2 separate regions of the Homo sapiens genome follow, and region 2 is linked to region 1. Evidence: read pairs that join two places in POLR2A ChIA-PET (ENCODE). Cell type or tissue: Panc1. All regions are shown on one strand. Each heading gives the region's core, and the rest is flanking DNA. Links, peaks and the distances in the headings are about the cores only. Region 1 overlaps LGALS8 (galectin 8). Region 2 has its middle 44 kb from the start of ERO1B.

The links. ChIA-PET counts read pairs that join two places held together with the same protein. Peaks named below come from ENCODE experiments on the same cell type or tissue, not always from the same donor. Only the 100,000 strongest peaks of a DNase experiment are listed, where the experiment ranks them.
Region 2: POLR2A ChIA-PET joins it to region 1 with 5 read pairs; 2 of 35 experiments call an interaction of 5 or more read pairs at or near these places.

Annotation. Positions count from the first base shown.
Region 1 is chr1:236,540,921-236,551,877 of GRCh38, reverse strand. LGALS8 (galectin 8) reads right to left here. Exons shown (of 10, transcript NM_201544.4): 6 at 10,168-10,224; 7 at 9,091-9,117; 8 at 8,230-8,318; 9 at 6,963-7,128; 10 at 1-3,866. The coding sequence ends at 3,717. It overlaps HEATR1 (HEAT repeat containing 1), which reads left to right. Exons shown (of 45, transcript NM_018072.6): 45 at 888-2,873. The coding sequence ends at 976. Among named protein-coding and RNA genes, the nearest start is that of LGALS8-AS1, 22 kb to the right of the region's middle. In Panc1, for the core only: no CTCF peak of the experiment used is centred there; no DNase peak of the experiment used is centred there; H3K27ac peaks cover 5,994 bases.
Region 2 is chr1:236,320,429-236,331,385 of GRCh38, reverse strand. No RefSeq gene overlaps it. Among named protein-coding and RNA genes, the nearest start is that of ERO1B, 44 kb to the right of the region's middle. In Panc1, for the core only: no CTCF peak of the experiment used is centred there; no DNase peak of the experiment used is centred there; H3K27ac peaks cover 644 bases.

The sequences.
Region 1 (10,957 bases), core at 2,917-10,916:
TCATACAGGCAGCTCCAGTCTCAAATACAGGCAGGCTCGAGCTCCTGTTTTGAGTTGGGTGGAGGGAGCAAGTTGCGAAGTGACCACCTCCTGATCATTTGAGAGTCCGTTTACAGTGTAATCTTCACGATCTTTTCTTTTGTGGTGGTTTGTGATCATACAAGCAGATTACAGTAGTGTTTTTAATTAACCTCATACATTTATATGATTGAAGTTTTGGTCCCCAGATTGTATGGAAATGCCTAGTGGCATTAAGGATGCAGTAGGATGTCCACTTTTAGTAGCAACCGATGTTCATTCACTACTCCATGTTAGGTGCTTTACTTGGATTATCTCACTTAAAAACCACAACATTTTATCTCTGTTTTACAAAGGAAGAAACTAGAGGCTTAAAAGATTTCAGTTATTTGACAAAGATCACAAGCTAGTGAGTGTGACATGGGGAGCTGTGACAGTTCTGGAACATAGAGTCTTAGGCCCAGGAAATAACAGTAAATGTTATTATTAAGGGAGGGGTGGTGGAGCAAGTAGATCAGTCCTTTACTGATTCATTGCTTATCTAAGCTACAAAAGTACATTCTCCTTTGTTTCTTAGCTCTTGGAGGGGGGAGGTGTGAGCTACTAAAGGGGTGGCATCCCTAGGAAGTTTGAGTTTTGGGGATTCTTATTCAGCTTCCAGTGCAAGCCTGTGGGCAAGGAATGAAGGCGGAAGGAGCGGTGTGGAGGGAGGCGGTCCGTGGCGCCTCCTGCTTTGTTAATGTGCTTCATTTCACTCTTTTGATTGAATGATTGCCGGAAAGTGCAAGGCATTAAGAATTAAACTAATGAGAACCGAGGCAGGCGGACTGACTCAGATTTTAATTTTGATTTTTTTTTTTTTTTTTTAGATGAATGTGAAGAAGTAGAACATCAGTGCCAAAAGACTATTCAGCAACTGGAAACTGTCCTGGGAGAGCCACTCCAGAGCTATTTCTAAGACTTTCTGTGGTGTTTCATACTCTACTCAGAGTTCACACTCATATTTCATATTTTTATTTTTGGGTGTTGGGTGCCATGTTACTTTTGGTGCCTTAATACACCTACTTGGATTACTTACAAATGTTTTATCACTTCTTTACAAAATCCCCACCTGGCTTGTGCTGCCACATAAGCCTCTCCTGCCTATCGTATAGAGCTGCAGAAAGAGTAAATGATACACGGTATTTTTATACAGACTGCTGTGTTTGTTTAAACATTTATTATTCTCTTCCTGATTGATGGTAATAATATTAGACTTGTTAATTTTAGCACCCAAAGCTGACGCCTCATTTGCACTGTAAGCCTTAACTCTTCTGTACAGCAGTATCTTACATACATGGTATCCATGTTGCAGATTTCACTCAAAGTTGCTCTATTTCAAGAAAATGAAGTTATTTAGCAATCAACAGAAGTACTTTTGACTGTAAAGCCTACTTTTCATTTTGGGTAGGCGAACTTCAGCCTTCGTTTCTTTGTTGTGCCCATAAAGAGAAGTGGTTCTGGAATGCTTTTTTTAACCCAGGAGTGTGACTGTCACCTTTATCCTTTGTTCTTTTGGGAAACGGGAGAGATGAAGGCAACACGCTGCTTCTAAAACAGCTCACACCTGGCTGCTCACACAGAGGGCCCAGAAACACTGGGTGGCACGAGGAAGCTCCTCCAGGATTCAGAATGAACCCAGTTCCATTGGTGGTTAACTAAGAACTACTTGTCTAAGAAAGTAAGTATCAGTAGATTTTTTTCAATGCTTTGAAGTGCCCTAATCTCTAGTACTGGGTCATGGTGAAGTTGGAAAGTGAGGGTTCAAATAAAATTAGATCTGCCCCCTTTTTAAAGGCATCTAAGAACATCCCGTAGAATGTTCGCATTGAGTTTAAAAGCCTTTGAAGCTAATATAGAAGTTTAATGCAGAAATGTGGCAAGCAAAAGGCCAACTTGCATTTTAGAGACAGAGCTTGCTAGTATAGAAGTGCATATTTCTAAGAAATGTCTCAGTAAAATTCATTAATAAATACTAATAGCTTTTTAAATTTTTTTCCTCCACGTAAAATGAAAATGAACTTAAGACTTACAAGGAATGATGTGAGTGGGCTATTTTTTTCCTAAATGCCTCACAGTCTCCAACAGCTCAGTTAAGCACTCTGATGGTCTTTATGGAGAAAAATAACTCTGGGGGATTCTCGAGTCTTCTTGCCTTCTACAGCTTTCCCTGTGGCACCCTCCACCCCCAACCAGTGTCTTTGAGCTTGGTGAGACTCTGCATACATTAATATGAAAAGCTGGAAAAGAATTAAGGGCTAGCGATTTCTACACTGAGTACTTTTAAAAAAATAAGATTGACAATGGTATTCTTTTCAATATATGGATAGAAATAATATCTAAAATCTGTTCTGAAAATATTCCTAAATCCTGGCAGAGTTCTGCCCCAGTCTAATGTGATAAAATGATCCTCACTGACTGAGCTTTTTTCCCTCCCCACTCCCAAACCTTTGAAATTTCCTGTAACAAGATCTGACCTGTAAAGATCCCATATACATGGAACTTCTGCCAACTCCCCTCAAATAATAGAAAAATCACAGAAATGGAACCATTTAACTTGCTGATACAGGTTTGATTTTAATCACGTAAAGTGGAAGAGTGCTTTGATCTCAGTTGCTAATGATGATGGACTAATCTTTAGAAGAACGGAGGCCTTGATTGGTGATTTCATGGGAACAAAACAGATTTCTGCATTACCTCTGCCTGCTTTGTGGGTCCCTTAGTTGGCGTACACTTTCTGATAGTGCCTGCCTTATGAATGCCTGAAGTCTAATCCTGACCTTACTTTGTTGCCCATAAATATCTTTCAAATTGAATGCATCTTGCCTCTTCCTGAAACTTTCTGTAGGCGTCTGTGTAGACTCTGATTTGCCCTAAGTTCAAATACACAGAAATCAGCTGCCTTGGGCTTGGCATCAAGTTAATTTCAGCACCATGTATTTGTTTTGCTTTGGTTTTTTGCCTTAATTTCTGTGCTCAGATGTCATGCCAATTACTTGGTAAAGCTTGCAGCTAATAGAGCCACATGTTTATTACGATAAAGAAAATGATGTCAGTCAACATCAGTCCTCAGTGATGGGATACGGTAGAGCACTGGTTATGACAGTGATCACTGGGGAAGGAGTTGTGTCTTCTGTAAGTTAGTGTCTTCGGGTGATTTAATATCTGCATAACTAATCCCAGAGGACCCCTTAGGAGTTGATGTAATGCCTGTAGAAAAAGCAGTGCGCAGCAGTAGCGCACAGAAGAGTCGAAGCTCAAGAGAACAGGGAACATACTGGTTTGTTTCACCAAGTATATATCCTAGCTCTTCACAGTTTTACCAAAAAAAATCTGTGCTCAATACATGTTAGCTACTGTATTATAGTAGGTACTCCATAAATACTTGTTGAATGGCATTCTTGAAGAGTCAGCCAAAGTAGGAGAGAGGGCAGAGTGGCTTTAACTGGCTATAAGTGTTGCTGCCCCCAGTTTCCCCATTCAGTGCTAGACACCACCATACTTCATGGCAAGGACTGAGAACACCCAGCAGGACCTAATGGTGCACAAGCTCATTTTAACAATATAAACAATAGAATGACAGTGAGATGCGTTTCAGCAAGGCCAGTATCACAGAAGCCATTCTGTATTTTGGTTTTTGTAGCAGCTGTGTAGGTAGGCTACCAGCTCCTTACTTCCAGTAAGTGGATGTCTCCATTAATTTCCAGCGTGTCAATACTGCTGAGCTCTTTAAATCTGTGTTTGTACTCCAGGCTGTGTACGCCATTTACTGCAACCTTGAATTCTCTAACATCACAATAAATTATCATCTGAAAGGAAAGGATACATGCCATTAGTGGTTCCCCTTAGTTTAAAATTTTGTGTTTGTTACATGCTAACGGTGTCAGAGTAAACCATTTGATTATACATAGAAAAGTTCCAGCCTGCTGCTGCTGACTTCCTTCTGACTTCCAAGACCCTAATCTAACTAAAGTGTCCCTGGTGGTGGCACTGTCTGCCTCATCCCACCCAGGGAAGTGACTCGGACATGTTTGGAGCCTCACACCATCCCCAGGGCCTGCGGCCCTCCTTTCCTCAACACAGCCCCTCTCCCTCGGCCGCATCCTGCCCCTTGCTCCTGGAAAGCCAGAGTGCTGCCCCTCCTCGCCGATGCTGGGGACTCTCCTAAAGCAGGAAAACTCACTCCTAATATGGTTGCTTTAGTTCACCGAGATGCTGTTTCCAGCTGTAGCCTGGAACCAAGGGACTTGGATCCTGACTGACTTTTCTGCCTCAAACTCTAGGACCATGAACAAACCAGACAATTAATATGAAATTTCAGCAGCTTAAGGCACTTGCTAGGGTTTTTACAGCTGCTTGGTGATCCTGATCCTGATAAGCTCAGCACATCTTGGCCTCAGTGTGTTTGTCCAAAGCCGTCAAAGCTGGGTATCCCGTAAGTTGGAAGTGGTGCACATACTACAAATTCAGATCCATCGGCAGTGTTCGCCCTTCACAGTCATCTATGCCCAAAACTCAAACAATGAAAAACCAAAAAACCTACTAGCCTTTTACATCACCTTTACACCTACACTTCATACTTCTGGTGCCACGCTGCCAGTGCCAGGCTGGGTTTCCACCCACTCTGAGAAGGCCACTGGGAGGCCCTGCACTGAGCTCTCCCTGTGCTCCTCGCCCCCATGAAGGCTTCAGAAGAAAGAGGGGCAGCTCAGCCTTGCTGCTAACCCGGCCCCACCCCGAGAGGCCAGAATGAAGCACAAAACCTGAATCTGCAAAGCAGCAAGTTGAGGGTTTCCATTCTTTTGATAGGAGCAGTGGAAAGGACTGTCAAGGAAAATCAGGAAGGGGAGGAAATTTCAGCCCAAGTCCTGCACTCTGATAACAGCTGGCCAAGATGAAGCTTCTGTGGCTACAGAGGATTGGGGAAATAGGTGTAACCTGAGATTCTATCCCCACAAGAATGGTGGGAATCCCAGTTCCAACCAGGTAGAAGGGACCCCAGATATATTTAACAAAATCTCAAGAAAACACAAAACACACAGCCTGATGCTATAGCTCAGAAGGAAAACCAAGTTGGCAGCAGAGGGAGTCAATTAGTTACCTGTACTGTATCAGAGCAAGTGCAAAGCCAGTGAATTACAAGCAAGTGGCAAAGAAATGACATGCTTCCGGGTGAGCAGACTACTGCAAATGAAAAGAAGGCACATCCTTTGCCTAGAAGAAAACAGAACAACAGAATCCCTCACAACCATCTGATGCTGCCGAACAGCTGGAACACGGATTTCATCCAGAGGAAGAGCCCACAGATGAAATTACAACACTGAATGAGATTGTTTTTAAAAAACTGTAGATACAACTAAAGTGTATTTGAAAGAGCAAGAAGATTTAAAATGAAAGTAATGGCATAATGGAAAGACCTGAGATAATCTCAATGCAAGCATATTTAAAAGGCAAGAGATGGAAGCCCCCGGAAAGGACCTATCAGTATAGAAAATCGTCAGCAGTGATCAACACAAGGATAATTACTGCTCCTGAATTAGAAAATTAAATGGAAAAGACGATTGTTCAAAAGCATATAACATTCATCTATTCATTCCTTCAGCCAGCCATCCCTTTCACTGTCTCTGCAAAAAAATGCCTGGAATGTGGTTCACCTAATCCTAATGGTATGGTTTGAATTATGAAGTTGGAGGTATTTTCATCTTAGTATTTTTCAGCATTATTTGAATGTATCATTATTATCCTTTTTTATATTAATATAGCAGATCCAAACTTGGGGCCCAGATAGGTCAAAAACAAGTTACATCATTGGTTTCCTGTCACCCACCACAAGGCTCAACTTCCTTCTAGAGCACTCACCTCTGTTTCCCTCCAGTGAACCCCAAGTCACCCTTTGCGCCTTGACTCTTGCCAAGCTAACAACCCTGTGCTGCCCTTCCCACCTCTAAGGACTTGTTCAAATCATGCCCTAAATCTAGAAAAGCCAACCTTCAGCCTTCCACATCCTTCCCAGCTTTCTGAATTCCAAACCAATATCCACAACTTCAGGGAACCTTCCATGATTAGCCCACATCTGTCTACACTCCACATACCAGGGCACTGCATTAGACTGGAACTTAGGGATAAATATGAATGTCACATTGCTATCTATTCCGCCTGATATTCATGCTTTTAGTAACGAGTTTTGATGAGTCCTCAAGAACCCACATGGTCCAGACAATGTGTCAGTTTAAAATGCTGTAGAATGATAACCTAAACCAATGACCCTAAGTGACTGTGTGAGGCAGTGGCACCTGAGCTGGTGATTGAGGCTGGCCAAACACCCGGCATCCGCATCACAAGGAGACTATTCTCTGCTCAGCATCCCAGAAACATATTTCGGGAAAGGTATGTGTTACAATATTCACCTATCTGGGGACTCAGGACTGCATGCCTTTTAGTTCCAAGGGACTGATGTATTTTTCCTTGAATACATACAAACAAGACTAACTCCTTAGGAGAAAGGACTGCCACCTGAAACCGTCTACCCTGATGGGAGATGATGGCCAGTGCAAGCAAGCAGTTTTAGGGTCTCCACGTCCTCAAGTCTGCTTATATGATTAAATGTGTGACTCCAGTCCTGAGACAAGCTTCCTGGTTAAATTCCTATCAATATGGGGCTACACAGGAATTTTAATATGATGACAAATGTCAATTCCAATGTGCATAATTTGACACTCTACTGGCTTTGCCATTTATACTGATTGCCCACGTTATAAAAAGGGGCAAATTACAATCTCCAAGTAAACAAAAAACATACACAACTTCCACATACTGAGTTAGGACTTGATTTAAATGGACCACTTATCCCACCCCTGCTCCCAGGATTCTTATTGCTGTCCCATTTTCAAAAACTGTAACCTCACCTCAAAGTACATCCCAGGACTAAATGGGAAAGAGGTAATATTTCTCTCTTCTTCTCCCCAGGACTCCTGAAGAAAAGAATTTCTTACAAATGCTTTAATATTCAGGCGTGGGTTCAAGTGTAGAGCAATATCCTTTGATTTTCCTGCTAGTAGGTCAACATTAAAGCTTTTGAGAAAGAAAGAAAAAAAAAAACCTTAATTAACCAAGTAGGACAGAGTAGTGGCAATTTCAGCAATGTTAGTGACCAGACTTGAACTATGATTCTAACTCTATGAAACACACGTATCCACATGGACATGGGAATGCAGGTGAAGTTGAAATTTTAAACCCAGTCAGCATTCCACTAATTCGTTACTTGCAAAATAAAAATACGAAAAAAAAAACCCTTTAAAATCAGCGTTGAGGCTGAGATGTGGTTGGACAGAAATGGAAGGTTTAACGCTAAACTGAATGACTACTTCAGGCTGCAGGAGCCTGGGATCCTCTCAAGCAGGTATTCTCTTTTCATCATCTACCCGTGTTCCTTCCTTCTTGAAAGTATGCCACTTTCTAGGAAATAGCTCTAATTTCAAGCTTTCAGAAGGCTGGACGTCTGTGGAAAAAGTTGTTAAAGCAGAAATTTTCTAAATCACATGACAAGAGGGGCCCTAAAAAATGTTGCCTGGGCTGGGCGTGGTGACTCACACCTGTAATCCCAGCACTGGGAGGGCGAAGTGGGCGGATCACTTGAGGTCAGGAGTTCCAGACCAGCCTGGCCAACATGGTGAACCCCTGTCTCTACTAAAAATACAAAAATTCAAAAAGTAGCTGGGCGTGGTGGTGCGCCTGTAATCCCAGCTACTCCAGAGGCTGAGGTAGGAGAATGGCTTGAACACCCAGGAAGCGGAGGTTGTGGTGTGCTGGGATTGTGACACTGCACTCCAGCCTGGGTGACACAGTGAGGCTCCATCTCAAAAAAAAAAAAGAAAAGATGTTGCCTGATCTTACGGGGCTGCTCTGGAGTTCTACAAGGCAAGGATAGGCCTCGTGGACAAAAATGCTACTCTCTTGTCTGGCCAGAAAAAGCCGAGGTCAGAACACGGCCTTAGTCGGCTCTGCTGCCCACTGGCTGTTCACAATCTAACCACCTCCTGCTTGAATCATCTCACTTTGGAAATGAAGATTCTGACGCTAGCCCTTCTTCCAGCTCACAGGACCGTTCACGGGTGGAAGGCGGTAACAGGCACGGAAGTATCTGCACTGTGACTGGTACCGAAGGATACTGACCTTTTGGCATTTGCATTCACTTCTCCTTTAACGACGACAGTTCGTCCAGGGCCCATGGGGGTGTTCAACCTTGCAGCGAATGGCAGCCTCTGAAAAGAAGCCACAGTCAGGACCAAGAGGCCTGCAGAAAGCGATCTCCAGGGAAAACTCGTGTCCAAAGAACACTACGGAATGTTTCAGAGCCATGACCCTGTAAATCCCAGGAGGGGAGAGACAGTCTGCCTTGGTCCCAGCTGGGTCCCCTGCAGCAGCACTGTCCCTGGCTCGAAGCAAACACACATGATTACATTTTAGACGATGAAATGAGTGACAGGGTGGGACCCGATGCCCTCTGTATGAGTGAAACACGCCAGGAAGGCCCCCTGTGCCTGGGGTCTGAGGCAGTACTGTGTTCTGCCTGAAGGGGAAGCAGCCAAGCAGGGAGGTGCTGAGGAAATACACAGGAATGGCTCAGAGGCAGGCCTGGTTGACTCTCGAATCCGTCCAGGGACGGCACACAAATGCAGAGGGGGCTGCTTTGGGCCTCTATTGTGGATACAGGTTACTCGTAACAGCTCATTACAACTTAATTTTTATATAGAGTTAAGAAAATTTGGTGCTCTTCAAACCTTTGACACATAGTTCATAGGTGGTATTTTGGTGCAAGTCAAAGTGTGATTGACAGTCGAATCTTTGCTCTTGGTGTAGACAGTTCTGGGTGCGATTTTAGAAATGTCTCCTCCTCTATTACTAGGCTGTAGGGAAACAGTTCTACAGTAAGGAATGGAATGAATGAAGCTGCCCTCCACGGTTTAAACTGTTCATTTTCTATGCAACTTTATAAAATATTCCACATGAAATAACCCAGGCAAAAATACTCACAAGCTGGGGCGTGCCAGACTTTGGAACCTATTGGAAAAGAAACAAAACACAACAATGTTAGAAGGGGAAGAATTATAGTTTATAATCTGAAGTCTTGGTTGTGCTGAGCTGAGCCTGGCCGGAGCCTGGGATGTTCCTGCTCCACTCTGGTGTGACCTCCAGGCAGCTGGTGCTTTATGACGGAATGGTATGGTGTTGTGAAGGGCTACACGGGTTGAGAAGAGAGTCTGATATCCCTGTTCATCTGAGTCCTTTATCCTCCACCATAAATTAATAATTTTTCATAGAACTATATGAAATTTTTTTAAGAGACAGGGTCTTACTCTGTCATCCACACTGGGATGCAGTGGCTCAATCATGGCTCACTGCAGCCTCAACCTCCTGGGCTCAAGTCATCCGCCTACTTCAGCCACCCAAAGCTGGGATCACAGCCATGCGCCACCATGCCCAGATAATTTTTTAATTTTTTGTAGAGATGGGGTTCTCCCTATGTGGCCCAGGCTGATCTCAAACTCCTAGGCTCAAGCAATCCCCCCACCTCAGCCAAAGCGCTGGGACTACAGGCCTGAGCCACCACCTTCACCCAGCACTACATGAACTTCAAACGTGTCTTAGTTGTCCTTTCCAGGGTGCCCCCAGAATGCTAAGATTCTGTTCTGTCTGTGAGGTGTGAACGTGCCAGTCGGTAAGACCTCACTTTCTCCATTAATAACAGCGCATTTTTAAATTGCAGTTATTCTCCCAGGGGTTGAAGATACACATGGAAGTTCATTTGCCAGTGCACTGGCTGATGTTCAATATTTGGAAATACCCCAGAACAGTACTATTCAGCAGTTAAGAGTGAGAGAGTGCTTTTTACATAAGAACAGTGAGTGGCAGTTACAGAAACTGACAGGTGAATCATCAGCAAAAACTTACTGCGTGCCTGGCACCACAAGTATGTATCTCAATTTTCAAGTGATTACTTGCGTTCTAAAAGCATAATTTTCAAAAACCCAGCCTTCTTGCCATTTCATTAACATGGCAGCTAAAACAACATTTTTAAACCAGTGGCTCATTAAAAGATTTAATATTTACATTTTCTCTACTTATCTCTGTCAGTTCCAGACTAGATGCTTGGGTACTTTGTAAGTCCTGAGAAAAGATAATAAAGATTAATTTGTAACATCCAGTAGAAAATATTTTCTAAATATTTTATATTGACATATAAAAAAATTATAAATGGTACTAAAAATATGCTTGAAAACTATGATCCAAAAATACACTTGACACTGTGGTCCTTTCCGCCCCCCATCAGATTGGCAAACATTACAGAGAATAAGATGTAATGTCAGCAAGAAGGTGGGAGCATGGCTGTTGAGAGTGCAAACTGTTTTTACCCTTGTGAAGGGCGAGTTAGTATCTATCAAAATTTTCAATGCAAAGACAGTCATGTGTTGCTTAACGAAGGGGGTATGTTCTGAGAAATGTGTCCTTACATGACTTTTGTCATCGTGCAAACATCACAGAATATTACTTAACAACCTTAGATGGTACTGCCAACTACACACCTAGGCTGTAGGGTGTGGCCTATAGCTCCTGGCCAGTGAATCTGTACAGCAGGCACTGTACCAAATACTGTAGGCAACCAGAGCAGGATGGTAAGTATTTGTGCATATAAACTTACCTAAACATAGAAAAGGTATGGTAAAAATACAGTATATGACAATCTTATGGGACCACGGTTGTATATGTGGTTCATCTTTGACTGAACTGTCCTTATGCAACACATGACTGTGCTCTTTGACTCAGGCACTCCCAGCCTAGGAACCTGTCTTACAGAAATACTCCATTTTATGCCCATGCAAAGGAAATAGCTGCTACCCAG
Region 2 (10,957 bases), core at 1,958-9,957, 220 kb after region 1:
TGAACCTGGGAGGCAGAGGCTTCAGTGAGCCGAGATTGCACCACTGAGCTCCAGCCTGGGCAACAGAGCAAGACTCCATCTCAAAAAAAAAAAAAAAAAAAAAGAGGGCATGCTCTCTGGCCAGGCTGGTACCTCCTCAGCTCTTCAGGTGTGGTGGTGCCTTTGGCCTCTATAATGGGGTGTGCAATACCTCAAATCCAGGGAAGAGAAAAGCCTGGCTAACAGAACTTATTTTGGGCTAAGAAGAAAAGCAAGAAGCCGGTCTTTACTTATGACAGTCACATCAGCAAAGCAACTTGGGAATGATGGAACTCGAGGATCTGTCCCTCCTATCTTTTAACTTTTCTTTCATAACTTGCCTCTCGTTGTGTGTTGTATTCTCGAAGAAGTCCTTCGCTTTATATTCTAGTTCACTGATTTGCTCTTGGATTGTGTCTTATCTGCTATTCAGCCCGTCTGTTGAATTTTTTACCTTTAAAAGCTATTTTTCTTATGCAAAACCTTTTCTTATCATCCAGTCCACATTCTGCAGGTGATACTGACTCTTAGCCCTCCAAAAATATTAACTATAGTTATTTTAGAACCCCCTTCTGCTTCGTTAAAGTCTCCTCATGTATAGAGATTACTGTCTCTCAGGACGTTGGTTTTCCTCAAATGTTTGTGATTGTTGATTATTAACAAATCTAAGTTTGAGAGTTCCTAATAACTTGATATCTTACTGTCCACATCATTGTGGGAAAAACTCTTGTCTAAAGGCAGGCCCTCCATGTGCTGCTACCTAGCTCAAAGAAAGACATGAAGCATTCTGGTTGCATTTTCCTCATCTCTATGTTGTGATGAGAGGATGATTTAATATGTCAAAACATTGAATTTTTATAGTCTCTTCATAACTGAGACTTAAACAGACATATATTCTGGGAATGTCAAAGAACATAAAAAATATTAAGCATTAAATTTTTTACAGAAACCACTATTTTGCATAGTGGTTTTTAGTAGTAAATCTTATCATAAAATAAGATTTTTTATGTTGTCAAAGATACAAATAATTAAAAATATATATTTAAAAAAATTAGCTGGGTGTGGTGGCATACGTCTATAGTCCCAGCTACTCAGGAGGCTTAGGTAAGAGGATTGCTTGAGCCCAGGAGGTGGAGGTTGCAATGAGCTGAGATTGCACCACTGTACTCCTGCCTGGGTGACAAAGCAAGACCTTGCCTCGAAAAAAAAATCCATATATATTTAGATAGATAGATAGATAGATAGATAGATAGATAGATAGATAGAGACAGATAGATATAAAGAATTAATTTTTAAAAACTTTTGTTTTAGATATGAGAGTAGGTTGCAGATAATCATATAGCATATTCTTTCTCATTTCCAAACTAATACTTAAAATAGCAACAAAAGGACCACCTCTCATTCTAGCTTCTCTTCAAAGTTTTTGTAATATTGACCCTTAAAAAAACATTCTCTGAAAACTGGCGAAATGCAATTAATAGTTTAAATCCTGTTAGTACCATCAATCCTTGAAATAATGGGTCCACATAAAATTGAATTTTTTTTAAGTTGAGAAAGTTGAGGTCAAATGTCTTTAGTTTATCCAATTTTGAGTTCTCAGCATTCTTCAGGTAAATAACCAAGGGCGCATAGAGTTATCCAAAGCTCAAATGTATTCTTATGGAAAAGTATGATATGAAGGTGTATAAGATTTGAACTAACAGAATTAGAATATTATATTCCTATTTTATATTACTGAACTTTAGATGAATTAATGTTTTTTTTTTTTTTTTTTTGAGACAAAGTCTTGCTCTGTCACCCAGGCTAGAGTGCAGTGGTGTGATCTCGGCTCACTGCAACCTCCACCTCCCAGGTTCAAGTGATTCTACTGCCTCAGCCTTCCGAGTAGCTGAAATTACAGGTGCCCGCCACCACGTCCGGCTAATTTTTGTATTTTTAGTAGAGACAGGGTTTCACCATTTTGGCCAGGCTGGTCTCGAACTCATGACCTTGTGATCTGCCCACCTTGGCCTCCCAAAGTGCTGGGATTACAAGCGTTAGCCACCACGCCCGGCTTGTTTTCTTTTATAATATCCCCAGGATCATAGTGAGCTTATTTAAAAGACAGGCTATGATAGTATCAGATGTCACCAGTTTTTAAAATATAATATTTCCCTTTATAAATATTCCCATTTTCCTCTTTCCTTAAGACAAGAAGAAATTCTTTTTTTTTTTTTTTTCTCTTTTTGAGATGGAGTCTCACTCGGTTGCCCAGGCTGGAGTGCCGTGGTACCATCTCAACTCACTGCAACCTCCACCTTCCAGATTCACGTGATCCTCCCACCTCAGCCTCCCGAGTAGCTGGGATTACAGGCCCATGCCACCATGCATGACTAACTTTTTGTATTTTTAATAGAGACAGGGTTTCATTATGTTGGCCAGGCTGGTCTTGAACTCCTGACCTCAAGTGATCCACCTGCCTTGGCCTCCCAAAGTGCTGGGATTACAGGCGTGAGCCACCGTGCCTGGCCAACAACAGGAAATTCCACAAAACTAGACAAAATATATAGGGCAATAGTTTCAAGGCACTAGGCAAAAGCAACATAGACTGCAATCCTGAGGGAAGGGAAACTCAGACAAAGACTTCTACAGTTGCCCAGCACTCTGTCTAGGAACAATTTCCTGACTGCATTGCAGGAACCTGGAACCCAAGCAGAGCATGGTGGTCCCATGGAGCTGAGGAGGGACTTTAGAGTTTGGGGCTATTGATATGGCTGGATTCTGCAGAGCAGGACACTAGAAAAGAAGGAACTGCATAGTGAACAAAGGCAGAGTTGTGTGTGGGAATTTTCTGAAAATCCTTGCCAGGCAGAAATCTGAATGGGTTTCCTGCAAATCTTTGGCAGAGGGATGGGATTTATATGCACGAAGACAAATCAAGGATTATCTGATAGTGGCTGCTATGGGGTTGAGAGTGGAACAGAGATATTAGAGGTTAAGAGTTGCTGGAAGACCAAGTTCTGGCCCTGTTAGTTAATGACTTTTACAACACCTCGTGCATCAATATAAAACAACAGAAATCCCATACCTTAGGAATAAAGTCCGTGCTCTAGAACACGGGTTGGCGACCTTTTTCTGTAAGAGGCAAGATAATAAATGCTTTAGGCTCGTGGGACTAGAAAATATGATCACTAGATGGCCCAGATGTCAGATTTCATCAAAGATATTAAAACAGCTAGTATAAATGTCCAATGACTTAAAGGAAAATATGATTTTATAAATAAACACATTAGATAAAAAAGTCAGCAGAGAAATTAAAATTATAAAAAAAACAAACAAAAAAGCTAAAGCTAAAAGTGTAACTGAGCTGAGAACAGAGGTTCTGTTTTATAAGGTTGTTTTTTTTTTACTTCCCCCTCCATTCTTCTAATTCTCTCTCTCTTCTAGCCTCATCTGGTGTGGGTAGGATACATGCAAGCACATGGGGGGACACATAGCTAGGATTTAGGTGCCCCTGGATCCTCTGCAGCAAAGGGCTACTTCCTCTTTGGTTGCTCTGTTCTCATTGTGCTGGAGCTCTTCACACCATTAAAATAACTTTAAAAAAAAAATCCCAAGCTGGGCACAGTGGTGCATGCCTGTAGTCCCAGCTACTCAGGAGGACTGAGGCAGGAGCATCCTTTGGGCCCAGCAGCTTAAGGCCAGGCTGGATGAAATAGCAAGACCCATCTCAAAAATTAAAAAACATCCTCTTTAGTGCAATCAATTTTTTAATGTTTTAAGTGTTTAATTACAAATCTGATAATAATAACCTCTTATTAAAAGAATAAAAAAGGAAGCATCTCCCTTTCTCAATTTCTAATACTCAGAAAATGCAATGTTAAACTGACTCAAAATTTAAAATGAACCATACTATAGTTTCCTCCCCTTCAAAGGCTTTTTAACTATGGAGAGGCCTCATGTGTTCTGCCTATTTCTCCTTACGTTAGTGAGCTTCAATCCAGGAAAGGTATCTTCCCCTAAGTGAAAATGTGTTGAAAGTAGTTAACATTATTACTAAAAGCTTTATGTAAATTGCACTAAAATTATTTATTTATTTATTTATTTAATTTATTTATTTTTGAGACGGAGTTTCACTCTTGTTGCCCAGGCTGTAGTGCAATGGCGCGATCTTGGCTGACCACAACCTCCGCCTCCCAGGTTCAAGCTATTCGCCTGCCTCAGCCTCCCGAGTAGCTGGGATTACAGGCATGCGCCACCACACCTGGCTAATTTTTGTATTTTTGTAGAGACAGGGTTTCCCTGTGTTGGTCAGGCTGGTCTTGAACTCCCAACCTCAGGTGATCCACCCGCCTCAGCCTCCCAAAGTGCTGGGATTACAGGCGTGAGCCACTGTGCCTGGCCTTGTGCTAAAATTATTTCACTTAAATATGTCTATAAACTATAGATCTTCATGGAAATGACTTTTGAAAATTACAGATACGCATAGCACTCACATCAAAGTTTTCAATGTAAAGGAAAATATACATGAAAATAAAAGTAATAAGGTAATAATAAATCCTATAATGTTAAATTTGAATTGGGACTAGCAATATGAATTCATGTGCACTGAAAGGATCTAAAAGTAGTGATATCCTTTAGCAATATCAAATAGCAAGCAGATTGGTATTTCTAAATACCATTTTTTACCTATAAAGAAATGGCGGATTCAAGGTCTAGATCAACAAATACTGTATTGCAGATAAGCCTGCAACTTTTGTGCCAGAAAGCAAGGAAGCTGTAAAATACTGTGAACCCAGCTGATTTAAAGGGACTTTCACTGGTGAAAGAATCAAGTTGAGCATCAAAAAGAATAATGACTACAATTCCTGAATTACATTCCATTGTATGTATATACCACATTTTGTTTATCCATTCATCTATTGATGGAGAATTGGGTTGCTTCCACTTTTGTTGTTGTTGTTGTTGTTGTTGTTTTGTTTAGATGGAATCTAGCTCTGTCGCCCGGGCTGGAGTGCAATGGAATGATCTTGGCTCACTGCGACCTCTGCCTCCCGGGTTCAAACGATTCTCCTGCCTCAGCCTCCTGAGTAGCTGGGATTACAGGCACATGCCACCAGGCCCGGCTAATTTTTGTATTTTTAGTAGAGATGGAGTCTTACTATGTTGGCTAGGCTGGTCTCAAACTCCTAACCTCAAGTGATCCGCCTGCCTCAGCCTCCCAAAGTGCTGGTATTACAGGTGTGAGCCACTGCACCCGTCCGGCTTCCACTTTGTGACTATTGTGTATAATGCTCCCATGGGTGGAAAAATATCTGTTTGAATCCCTGCATTCAGTTATTGGGAGGTGTGTTTCACAATGGGCAGGTCTGTACAAACCTACCCCAAAGTCCAAGGAAGCTGAGAGGCTCAAGAGGTGGACAAATCCAGTTTCCTAGGAAGAAACATTTAATAGAGATTTGTGAGAATCTCTATTTGTGAGAATGCCCTGATTTACGGTGAGTAGGTGGTCTTACACAAGGAGCAATAGACAAATTGGAAATCTCAGAGGCCTTCCCAGATTTGGGGTTAATCAGAAGGTAATATGACGTATGAGCATCTAAGATGGAGTTGCTTCAGCCTGCACAGGGTATATATTCAGAAGTGAAATTGCTGAATCATGTGCTGAAATTGCTGAATCATGTGGTAATTCACTTTTTAATTGATTGATTTTCATATGCTGCACCATCCTTGTATTCCAGGAAAAAAATCCCATTTTCTCATGGGGTATAATCCTTTCAGTATGCTGTTGAATTTGGTTTGCTAGTATTTTGTTGAGTGTTTTTTACATTAATATTCATAAGGATTATTGGTCAGTAGTTTTCTTGTATTGTCTTTGTCTGGCTTTGACATTAAGGGTAATGCTAGTCTCACAGAATGAGTTAGGAATGTTCCCTCATCTTCAATTTTTACATTATCCAATTTGTTGGGATAACAGTTGTTGATAGTACTCTCCTATAAATCCTCTTATTTCTGTAAAATCAGTACTTATGTTCCCACTTTCGTTTCTGGTAGTAGTAATTTGAGTCTTGTCTCTTTTCTAAGTGTATCTAAAGAATTATAATTTTGTTCATAATTTCAAAGAATGAACTTTTGGTTTTCTATTTTTTAATTGTTTTTCTATTCTCTATTTTATTTATTGCTGTTCTGATCTTTATTGTTTCCTTCCTTTTGCTAGCTTTGGATTTAGTTTGTTCTTCTTTTTCCAGTTTCTTAAGGTGTAAACTTAGGTTTCTGTTATTTGAGAGTTTTTCTTTTCTTTTTTTTTTGAGATGGAGTCTTGCACTGTTGCCCAGGCTGGAGTGCAATGGCGTGATCTCGGCTCACTGCAAGCTCTGCCTCCTGGGTTCACGCCATTCTCCTGCCTCAGCCTCCCGAGCAGCTGGAACTACAGGCGCCCGCCACCATGCGCAGCTAATTTTTTGTATTTTTAGTAGAGACGGGGTTTCACCGTGTTAGCCAGGATGGTCTGGATCTCCTGACCTCGTGATCCGCCCACCTCAGCCTCCCAAAGCGCTGGGATTACAGGCGCAAGCCACCGCGCCCGGCCGAGTTTTTCTTTTTTAATGGAAGCATTTCCAGCTATATATTTTCCTCTTAGCACTGCTTTCACTGCATTTTATAAGTTTTGATATGCTGTATTTTGATTTTCACTTTCATTAGTCTCAAGATATTTTCTAATTCCTGTTGTGATTTCTTCTTTGACCTTTTGTTGCTTAAGACTGTGTTAATTAATTTCCACCTATTTATAAATTTTCCAGTTTTCCTTCTGCTATTGATTTCTAGTTTAATTCCATTGTGATCAGAAAAGATGCTTTGTATGATTTTATTCTTTTCAAGATATTTAAGACTTGTTTTGTGACCTAATATATTAACCTATACTGGAGAATGTTCTACGTACACTTAAGTAGAATATGCATTCTGCTCTTGTTTGGTGGAATGTTCTATGGATGTCTTTTATTATTATTGTAGAGCTGTCTATTTCTCCCTTTAATTCTATCAATGTTTGCTTCATATATAGGAGATTTGATGTTTATTGCATACATATTTATAATTGTTATGTTTTCTTTGTGAATTGAAGCCTTTATTATTATTCAATATTCTTCTTTGTCTCTTGTGACAGTTTTCTACTTACAGTCTATTTATCTATATTTTTTTAGTATAGCCACCCCTACTCTCTTTTGGTTACTATTTGCATGGAATCTTTTTATCCTTTCATTTTCAATCTATGTGTGCCCTTAAATCTGAAGTGAATCTTCTGTAGACAGCAGATAGCTGGATCCTGTTTTGTTTGTTTGTTTTAAATCCATTTTGCCAATCTATGTCTATTCATGGAGGAGTTTAATCCATTTACATTTAATGTAACTACTGACAGGGAAAGACTTACTTTTGGCATTATATTGTATGTTTTCTGCATATTGTACAAATTTTTGTCCCTGATTTCCTCCATTACTGCTTTTGTTTGTTTTCAGCTGATTTTTTTGCAGTGACACATTTTGATTCCCTTTTCATTTCCATTTGTGTGTATTCATAGATACTTCCTTTGTGGTGACCATGGTGATTACATATAACATCCTGAAGTTATAACAATCTATTTTGAATTAATATCAACTTCAATCACATACAAAAACTCTATTCCATTATAGCTCTGTTGCCACTCCACTTTATGTTGTTGATACTATAAATTACACCTTTATGTGCCCATTAACATAGATTTATGATTACTTTATGCATTTGTCTTCTAAATTCTTTAGAAAATAAAAAGTGGAATTACAAACCAAAATTATAGTAATACTGGTTTTTGCATTCATTTATGTATTTACCTTTACCAGAGATCTTCATATTGTTGAGTTATAGTCAAGTATACTTTCATTTCAAACTGAGAGAATCTCTTTAGCATTTATTGCAGGGCAAGTCTAGTGGTAATGAATTTCCTTAGCTTTTTAAATCTGGGAATTCCTTAATTTTCCTCATATTTTTGAAGGACAGTTTTGTTGAATATAAAATTCTCAGTTGACAGGTTTTTTTTTTCTTTTAATATGTTAAAGATATTAACCCACTGCCTTCTGGCCTGCTAAGAAATATGTGTATAATCTAATTAAAGATCCCTTGTATGTGACAAGTTGCTTTATTCTTGCTGCCCCTTCCCACCTTTTTTTAAGATAGAGTCTTGCTCTGTTGCCCAGGCTGGAATGCAGTAGCATGATCATAGCTCACTGTAGCCTCAAACTCCTGGGCTCATGGGGCTCATGTGATCCTCTCACTTTACCTCCTAAAATAGCTGGGACTACAGGTGCATGCCACCATGCCTGGCTAAATTTTGTGTTTTTTGTAGAGACAGGGTCTCACTGTGTTGCCCAGGCTGGTCTCAAACTCCTGGCTTCAAGTGATCCTCTCACCTCAGCTTCCCAAAGTGCTGAGATTACAGGCATGAGCCACCACACCCAGCCACTCTTCCTGCTTTCAGGATTCTCTCTTTGTCTTTGGTTTTTGACAGTTCTATCATAATGTGTCTCAGTGTGGGTCTATTTGGGTTTGTCCTTCTTAAAGTTCACTAGGCTTCTTGGATTTGTAGATTTATACCTTTCCTCAAATTTGGGGAGTCTTTTGTCCATTACTTTTTCAGATAAACTCTACTCCTTTCTCTGTCTCTTCCACTTCTTAAATTTTCATAATGCCTACGTTGGTCAATGTGGAGGAAAAGCTAAATATCAAATTTGAACTCAACTGAACATGGACACAAACAATGGTCACCAAGTCCTGGAACAGGTTGTGTAAGCCCCTTGAGGCATTCATCCAACACTGTTTCAGAGAAATCTCTACTTTGATCTATTCCTATATATTAGTTATTGAAAAATAACAGACGATTACAAAAACAAGTTGACCTTTTTGTGTTCCTTGAGCCCAGTGTGAAGGGCCCTCTTGACTGGGCCTCATGCCAAACAACTTGTTACAAAAAGAGCTAGGGTCCCAGACTACGTCAAAGCTTCATGAGACCTCTCCTCATCTGTGCACGGACAAGTGGCTGACTCTGGAGCCCAGGCTGTTGCTTCCTGGCCTGGTGGTGAATCCTCCATAGTCTGGTGAGTGCAAAAAAAAAAAAAAAAAAAAAAAAAAAAAAAAAATATATATATATATATATATATATATATATATATACACACACACATATATGTTTTCCCTTCTCTCCTTCCCATTGCAGTTTGCTTATTATATCAATTTGCTTATTATGTCATTTGCTTATTATATCTCCATCGCCATTTATGTGGGATAAAGGTTGTTTGCCCTTAAAGGTATTGTGTGTGTGTCTTTTCTTCTCCCCTCATGCGTTGCAGGCACAGAATAGTCTGCTAGATGGTGTCCCATAAGCTGGATTCTGTTCACTTTTTAAAAATCATTTTTCTTTTTGTTCCTCAGACTCAATACTTTAAAATAACTTGTCTTAATTGTTTGAACCTGGGAGGCAGAGGTTGCAGTGAGCCAAGATTGCACCACTGCACTCCAGCCTGGGCAACAGAGCAAGACTCCATCTAAAAAAATAAATAAATAAATAAAAAATAACCTGTCTTAATGTTCATTGAGTCTTCTACATGCTCAAGTTTGCTGTTGAACCCCTCAGCTGTAGTTTTTAAATAGTTATTGCATTTTTCAATTCCAGAATTTATGTTTGGTTTTTATTTTAATAATTTAAATCTTTTGCTGTAGTGGTTGTTCTCATTTTGTTCATATGTTGTTTTCCTGGTGTCCTTTAGTGTTTCTCCATGTTTTTCCTTAGTTCTTTGAACATATGTAAGATCACGTGTTTACAGCCTTTGTCTAGTAATTCCAATGCCTGTGCTTCTTCAATTACAGCTTCTGTAGATTTATTTTGTTCCTTTGAATGGACTATGTTTTTTTCTGTTTCTTTGTACGCCTTGTGATTTTTTTTTAATCGGGCATTTGCTAAAACAGCCACCTCTCTCAGTCTTTGCAGACTGTACTGTGACAAGGAAGACCTAATTAGCAGTATAATTTCTAAGACTCGTGATCAGCTTGGGAATTCTCAGGTTTCTTTTGGACGTGTACCCTGCCTGGGCGTGTGTGTTTGCATGTTTTTTATTACCCCCATATACATATCTCTTTTTACATGTCTTAATTTCCCAAAGAGTCTTAATTTCCCAAAGAGTCCCACAGCTTCTTCTCAGGGCCTTAGATGTTCTCATGTATTTATCCACAATCTCTTGCCCCAGGCATCTAAAGATCTACAGTCCCCCTATAGCTTTCACATGCTGTGGTGCCTGTCACACTTCTTTCTAGCCTGCACTCTGAACTATTCTGCCTTTTCCCATCTGAAAATTAATACACCTATCTTGATGTCATTCAGTTTGGAAAATTTTAATTTTAGGCAAGGATAGCTGGCAAGGCTTTGAACAGGGTAGAGAGGCTTGAGAGTTCTACACTATGGGAAGACCAAATCAATAGCGACAGCATATGGTGATTCTTAAGCAAATGTTTAACAGAAGGCCAGCTGCCAAAAAGACATTACAGAATGTTCTGCTTAAGAGATCATTTAGAACCAACTGCACACTGAGAAATTCTGTGCTTTGATGTAAATCAAAGATTACTGTCTCACTCTAATTTTGTGATTTTGATCTGCCCATTATTCTTGAATTCTGTAACCATATAACTTGAGATATTCATTTATGGCAGTCATATTCACCACCCATGCTCCTTGATACCTCATCTATTCACCGACATGGCTTTCCTCATGTATAAAAGACAAGAACTCAATAGCCTTTTCACCTCAGCAAAGTTCACTGCTGAGAAAGAGCAGTATATTTCTTTCACCTGGAGTAGAGGGTGGTGGAATGCCTGATTCCAAGAATAATGAGAGCATTATTCCCAAGTGGCATGGGCTGCCACCATTGATTATACCCCAATG